Linked DNA regions of Mus musculus: all the other regions are linked to region 2. Evidence: chromatin loops called from intact Hi-C (ENCODE). Cell type or tissue: left cerebral cortex. All regions are shown on one strand. Region 1 has its middle 2.4 kb from the start of Tmem178. Region 2 has its middle 8.7 kb from the start of Gm33596. Region 3 overlaps C230072F16Rik (RIKEN cDNA C230072F16 gene).

Evidence for each region. Peaks named below come from ENCODE experiments on the same cell type or tissue, not always from the same donor. Only the 100,000 strongest peaks of a DNase experiment are listed, where the experiment ranks them.
Region 1: it touches region 2 in a loop (4-fold over the local background); 5 of 42 quality-filtered maps call a loop at or near these places.
Region 3: a loop joins it to region 2, with 2.3 times the contacts of the local background. A loop is called at or near these places in 2 of 42 quality-filtered maps.

What each region holds. Positions count from the first base shown.
Region 1 is chr17:80,940,958-80,943,457 of GRCm38, reverse strand. No RefSeq gene overlaps it. Among named protein-coding and RNA genes, the nearest start is that of Tmem178, 2.4 kb to the left of the region's middle. In left cerebral cortex, no CTCF peak of the experiment used is centred here; DNase peaks (open chromatin) are centred at 623 and 1,447; H3K27ac peaks cover 1,766 bases.
Region 2 is chr17:80,799,454-80,801,953 of GRCm38, reverse strand. No RefSeq gene overlaps it. Among named protein-coding and RNA genes, the nearest start is that of Gm33596, 8.7 kb to the left of the region's middle. In left cerebral cortex, no CTCF peak of the experiment used is centred here; DNase peaks (open chromatin) are centred at 159 and 1,016; H3K4me3 peaks cover 379 bases; H3K27ac peaks cover 1,962 bases.
Region 3 is chr17:80,926,137-80,928,636 of GRCm38, reverse strand. It overlaps C230072F16Rik (RIKEN cDNA C230072F16 gene), which reads right to left. Exons shown (of 6, transcript NR_131127.1): 4 at 1,695-1,869. Among named protein-coding and RNA genes, the nearest start is that of Tmem178, 17 kb to the left of the region's middle. In left cerebral cortex, no CTCF peak of the experiment used is centred here; a DNase peak (open chromatin) is centred at 1,268; H3K27ac peaks cover 1,173 bases.

The DNA of each region.
Region 1 (2,500 bases), 140 kb before region 2:
TCCTTGGGACCAAAGTACAGAGTGAATGATGCGCATGTATATTCTGCATGGCAAGGTGCCATACCCTGGTCCCACCTACACCCTTGGGGCCATGTCAGAGGCAGAAAACCATGCTGTACCAGTCCAGGACGGCTATCCTTATGCTCTGACACTATGAAATATTAATGACTGAAGAGATTATGAGGCATTCATTAGATGCTAAATGTCATTACTCCGTGCTTTAATGGGACTTATTAATTAGTGCCCCACGTCCGTTGGTATAGAGGTGGTTGATCTGCCTCCTATGGAATGGCATCTGTAACGGTGACACGAGATGCTGCTGCGATCCATGTTCATTGCTGCTTGGGCTCCACGTCTTCAGGGATTTTTTTTTTCCTGTGGAAGAGCATGTACCTCTTCTTAGCTGTTCACTTCACAGAAAGATCCCTTAAGCAAATCTTGGTCCTATCAGACCCCCATGCCCGTGTCTGCTGACCTGACAATGTGAATTATTGCTTGGATTTTTCCTCACAGCTTCAGCAAGAACTGTGATGAGCTCTGGGTCTAATTAAGGAAGACAAAGAATTACAATTTTAGTGTTCTTCTCACAATCAGCTTTTCCTTCTCAGGAAGCACTAAACCCGGCAGAGGAAGCGTTTTCAGGATTTACACAGAAATGATGGGACTTAGAAGGTTTCATTTATTTATATTCTATAATATGTGTAAGATTATAGATCTTTCCAGATATACAGAGCCCCTTTAACTGTGAGTCGAACTGGCATCTGAAATTAACTTAGAGTGCCCTGTGTCATATACATATACATATATACATATACACATATATACATATACATATACCATATGGCATTTCTCAAGATAGTTATTACAAGCCCCGAGACTGCTTCATGTTTAGTTGTCTTCGCCCCTTTATCATGTCCTCACCCAATGTACTACAAGGCACAAATACTCAGCCACATTTCATAGTCACATGATTATCATCACACTAACCCTGTCCCCAAGTGAAAAAAGGGTAGCAGAAAATCTTCTCAGTCACTGCTATGTGACTTAAAAGAACATAGTGTCCTGCCTATAGAACATGGTGTCTTATAGACCGTGGCATTTGTTCTGCCTTTGTGGAACTCTTTGATCACACCCTTCTTAAAAACCAGCATCATCCTCGGAGTTCATTTACGTCTCTGTTTAAAATCAACCTCAGCATATAATCTAAAGGTTATTCAATGATGGATTGCCTTTGACAGTATTTCATAAAAAATGTCACACATTACAAATATGGGCCAGCAGTGTGTAATGAGAGTGCTGCCTCTGCTGGTTCTGCATTATCGGCGTCGGAGAAAAGTGACATGTGATGTGTATACTGGCTTTGCTACAGCGACTGCACATCGCTTCGTCCGTCCACGTTTTCAGCCTTCCTCTGTTGGAGATTTCCAGTGATGAATTGTCACCCACCAACCCCAGCTGCTCAGGAGTGAGGAATGCCGAGATGAGAAAACTTCCCATCTTCATGCTGTCCCCAGTCTGGTGGCAAGCGGGGAAAACATGCACAGAACTAGAGGCAAGGGCTGTGGCAGAAATATAAACCGAGTGTTGTGGGAAGATGAACAGTAAATGACAGACTGCCTGGGGAGCGGGAATTCAGGTGGGCTGAGGACAGGCATCTGACTTAGTTCTCCAAGGATAGATTCAGTTTTGCCAAGGGAAAATATCAGCGATACTAGCATCTCATTCAGGTTATAACTCTTTGGTTTTATGTCCATCTAGTACATTTGGAAATTTCAGTGTTTATGGACACTGTAATACAAATACTTTTCCATGTCTTTAAGTCATCTAGTCGGACTAATCTAATGGCTTCTTACATGGCTCAGAATTAGCAGGGCTAGGACCTCAATATTTTCAAATGTTGCTTGCTTCACTCATCTAAAATTTGTCTTTGCTCTCTCCAGACCAAACACTCCAGTGCATCCCTCACTAAACAGCCCTGTTGTGAAGGGACAGGGAGAAATCTGGAGAATTTCCATCTGGGAACGTTACTGTATTTGAACATGTCCAAACCTCAAGCTCGTCTTTCCCTACGTTGTGTCTGCCCTGCCTCCAATCTCTTTTTCTCTCCTGTTGACAAGCCATATAAGCCACTCATACTCTGTGTTTCAGAATTTCGCAAATCATGTGGCTTTTTCCTTTGAAGTGTCATTTATATCTGTCCTTCTGGGTCTTTTCCAGTAGCCCGTGCTGGGGTGGCAGTGCTCTCCTTGGTCCCCAGGATTTCAGGACCAGCTCTTCCTATAGTCACCACAGATACTGTTGCCACTGCATCCTTCTTAATGTCCCTTTCCTCCTGTCACCTTACATGCCCCACTCTTTAGCATAGAGAAAATAACTCACTGTATCTCCCTAGGGCCTTCTTTGTTACTGTTAAGTATTCCCATAGCATTTAAATGCCCCAACTGATGTGTTGGCCATTTTAACACTTTTGCCCTCCTCAAACACATTCGCTATAATATCT
Region 2 (2,500 bases):
TTCAGACACTTTTTTTTCCTTCCTCCCTGACTCATCGGGTTTCTTCAGGAACGCCTGGTGAGAAAGGGATTATGAAGCAGGCGAGGGAGCCAGCCTTTTTTGGCAGCAGAGACACACTTTGGTTTCAGATGCTGAAGATCTTCGAGAACAGACTCCGTGTGCTGGCGTTCTAGGCTGGAGTCCAGCAACAGTTCGACCGCAGATGAAGTGCTTCAGATGGTTGGCGTTGTCAGCCAGAGCCTCGAGGACTTTCCTGGGGCTACACCTCTCCAGAAGTTTGAAGATGTGGGGACAGGTTTGCCTTTCAGAAACGTGCGAATGTCACCAGCTGGGAGTGGCAGATGCCAAGAGCCGATCTGAAAACAGATCTCCATCTGGCAATGGGCTAGGCTTCCTGGGACACAGATTAGAATGCTTTGTAACCAAAGGGCGGAAGCACGAGTTTAGATTTGCACACATTGTTCCGGTCTTTGGGTCATTTCCTGCCTTTAGAATTCATTTCCTTTCCAGGTCCAACAAAAGTTTGATGAAGGGCGAGAAAGAAATTTCAGGAGAGGGTTTGCCACTGCTTTAGTTCAAGCGGGGGGTGGGGGCGTGGGGGTGGGGGTGGGGGGTGGGGGGGCAGTTCTGCCTCTATGCCCAAGGTCGGCGCCTTCTGTGCTCCTCCTGTCGGCTCACCCTGAGCCAGGATGGAGGAAGGCTCAAGGAAGGGAACAGAAAATAGAGAAGGGGGTCATCGGCAGGCGAGTCCGATGAATCCACTTGTTTCTAGAAAACAGGACAGGGATATGGGGGAGGAGGGAAACCCACGCGGTTTTAGGCAGGAGTGCTCTTCACCCACGCTCCCTTCAAGGACATAGCACCCCCACCCCCGAAACACACCGAAAGGTAGAGGTTTAAAGCAACTGCCACAGCCTGGTTCCTGACCTTCCTGAGTCACCCACATGCCAGCCAGGTACACTGGACGGTGAGGTTCGCTACACAATGACTTGCTTTGTTCTATTTCGCTCGTTTTTGTTTCACGTTTTGTTCCAACAAGGATTTCAGGCAGCAATAATAGCTTTTCTGGCCACACTCTTTTTAGGGTTGTTTTGAGCACTTTGAAACTGACACGAATCCTTACTGGAAAATGTTTCTGCAGATCCCAGCATGCCCTGAACACACTGTAGTTCTGCTGTGCACAGCACACCTTCACCCCACCACCACCACACCCACTTATATAACACACTGCAGCGTGGACCTTCTGGCCTTGGGGACTACAGGGACCCGACAAACTCAAGGCAGATCTGATGAGCTGTTCATTTCTCCAAAAAGTTTTGGCTCTGGACCAGTGGCTCTTGACCTTCCTAATACTGAAACCCTTTAATACAGTGAGTCATGTGGCCATGGGGGTCACCACCCACAGGTTGAGAACCACTGCTGTCAATCGTGAGCAATACAAAATCTAAGCCATGTAGTTCTAGCCAGGATGTACTTACGTGTTCTAACCCTAAGTCTCTCTAGGCTGTCAGCCCATACATCACATGCTATTATTTTGCTACATTCATCCATTTGAACACAGCAACTTACAGAGAGAGGATAGTACAATTTGGTGACCAGACTTTATCATGATATTGCAGAGCCCCACAAACAAAATCTGTTACTTCCCCATAATTTAAGGTCTGTGCTCAAGGCCACCATTGCCACCACCAGGAGAGGCTGGCTGTGAGGGGTGTCTGCCTTGGGCCATTGGTGCCATTCAAAAATCAACACAGCTGACTTTCTGAATAGCTCATTAGTTGTTCAGAGAGATGGCCTCCTATGACCTTCGTTGTTATCGTCCCTGTGGACATTTAGTAAGTTATGGGAGAAGGTAATGACTAGGAGAAAATTGTTCTGTATCAGGGTCAGGAGCACCTGTCTGGCTTGGGATGTGACAAGGGGCGTGTACTAATGGACCTGAAGGACATTAAGCTTGCTCAGAGAAAAACAACACAGCACAACCCCATTCATGGGTGAATTCTAAAAGTGTGCTCTCTAAAATCAAGAGCAGAATGCGGGTTACTAGAGACGGGAGGAAGTCAGAGAGGGAGGGATAGGGAAGGGCTGGTCAAAGGATAGTGGGTGTCAGCCAGACGGGAAAAACAAGATCAGAGTTTCTAGTCAAGGATACTTATGGATGGTATGGATGGTAGACTGTGTAGTCCCCCCAAAAGCTAGAGAGAGTGACTTTACATGCTTGTGGAAGAAGACATGGTGAATGAACATGCCTGCCCTGATTTGGACATCACATAACAAATACATACAGTGAGAGGTCACATGGTATCCAGAAGTATGTACACGTTTTACGTTCAATTAAAATTAATTCACAAATTTATTTCTTAAAAAGTCTGCCTGACTCCCCGCTTCCCACTAAGAGAGATCTTGCAGACATAGGCATTTGGGTTTTCTGTGACTGGGGCATTGGTAAACAAGTGCTTTTAAACTTTAGGGTGTCTAATGGGGACCCCAGCAGGTGACA
Region 3 (2,500 bases), 130 kb before region 2:
GAAGTTAGATGATAGATACATAGACACATAGATAGATAGATAGATAGATAGATAGATAGATAGATAGATAGATAGATAGATAGATACATAGATAGATAGATACATAGATAGATACATAGATACATACATAGATACATACATAGATACATACATAGATACATAATAGAGAGACATAATAAATAATGATGGATAAGTAAATAGATGGTGATAATGAAGAAGAAAAAGAAGATAGACAGACAGATAGATAGATACATAGACACATAGATCCATTGAAAGATTTCTTAAAAAGGATTAACTTGGGCCCTTTGAAAGAGAGAAAGTACATGCCCTGAGAGATAGTGCTTCTCTGAACTGGCAATATTCACTAAAGCTAGAACCTTCTGGCAGGTTCAAATTAGCTATCCCTAAGCCTGCTTGCCTCGTTTACCCATTCCTTTCTGAAGGAAAACTCTTCCAAAAAAGACTCAGGCCTGTGTTTTCTATTGCTTCCTTCTTCAGGTTCCCAACTGCCATGTACTCTTCCCTGGAGCACACATAGGCTGTTCCCTCCTTCTCCTCTCAGGATCTGTGAAGTATAAGTTTCATTTCCAATGGAAGTCACCCTCTGGGTTATTTCCCACAGTATATCAGAATACTAACAAAAACTACACCTTAAAGCATAGCCCTGTAGCCATAGGTGTTTGAAGCCTTGTTGATTAGCCCAGGATTCAGGCTCAGTTGCTTGGCAGATACTACTAGTAGTGTGGAAGTTGTGTGGCTAGGAAGATTGCTAGGTGGATAAAGTGCTCGCCACACAAGCATGAACATCTGGGTTTGGATCCCCCAGAGCCTAAGTAAAGCTATACACCATAGTGTCCGTCTGCAATCCCAGCACTTCTACAGTGAAATGAGCAGAGACAGGAGACTCCCCAGAAGCTCACAGGCCAGCTCACGTAGCTCAAATAGTAAGGGACCAGTCTCAAGCAAAGTAGATGGCAAAGACTGATACTCAAAGCTGTCCTCTGACCCTCACATGCTATCTGGGGCATACTCTTGCCCACACACCTTCCATAACCTCCCACATGTACACACACATAAAGATTCTTTTAAAAAGCAATAAAAATAAGGTGGTGGCTGTGTGATGAGATAGGATGACTTGTTTTACTCTGAACCATTGCTAGTGACACAGCAAACCTGATCATTTAGCATGTTTATTTAGAGACACTATGCACTAGCTAGAACAGCACAGAACCATCTTTTCACTCTGCATTGAAGCCAAACCCTTACATAAGAGTCTGGAAAGATTGAGGTCAGGAGAAAGCAGTTCTCCCTCACCATCCTGAACATCAAGATCTCATGCCTGTACCAGCCAAGGAGGAGGACCACATGAGGGATGACAGCTGTGGGAAGCCACATGTGCCGTTGCAGAGTGGCACTGACTACTGCTGGCCACCACGCATAAGTTTGGACAAACAACCAATGTGTACATATGCAGTAAAGTGTTTTGCAAAGACACTGCCTGGCCCGGGCATGATAATGAGGCTTTGAGAGTATAACCAATCAGATGTGAGACATGCAAATGAGGTATGATAATGAGGCTCTGTGAGGTACAGAGAGAGAGAATAACCAATCAGATGAGGAACATGCAAATGAGGCGTAGTGCATAACCAATCCGGGTGTGAGACACGCCTCTCCTAGGCCTATATAAGCAGCACCAGTTCTGGGCTCGGGGTCTCTTCGCCTCTGCAATCAAGCTCTCCCAATAAACGTGTGCAGAAGGATCCTGTTGCAGCGTCGTTACTGCTGGCCAGTCCGGCGCGCGCAAGAGACAGCCTTGACAAGGATGACAGGGATGACATGATGTGTTCTCTCTGGCCCTTTCCAGATGTTCTGCAAGAACAGAGTCAGTCCCTTAAGTCACTTCACAACACAGATCCTTTTCCCCTTCCACCGAACCACGAACTTGTGCGTTCTAGAGGGTGGGGCCGCTGTTAAAAAGTTGGCAATGGGGTGGGTAAGGCACTTGTTTTCCTTTAAACAATTCTAAACTCACGCCTAGGAAACTGCTGCAAGCCTATTTTATAGCTGAAGAACCCAAGACCTAGAAAAGTAGTGATTTACCTGGGATTAATGGCCTCATTGGGAATAGATTCCCTGTCTGAGTCCTTGCTCAGCTCTACCCTAGCTGTGTGTGTCACCGGAGCATATAAACTAACTCCATTAGCTTCCCTGAAAATGAGGACAAAAGGGCCACTCACAGGTTTCCTGTCTTGCTCAAGACTTGAAAAGTGCTTTGTAAACTCTGAAGAAGAAAAGAGTGACTATATATGGGTAGCAATCTCCTTAAGCTGGTGGAATGGGCAAGGGGTGAAGCCAGTGAGCACTCAGGCCAGTGGGTCTCAACCTGTGGGTCTAGACCCCTTTGGAGGTCGACCATGTAGCATTAGGAAGGTTGAGAACCACTGACTTAAACTCGTGGTCCCGCCCTGTCTCAGAAGCTAGTGCATGCTCTAGAAATCCG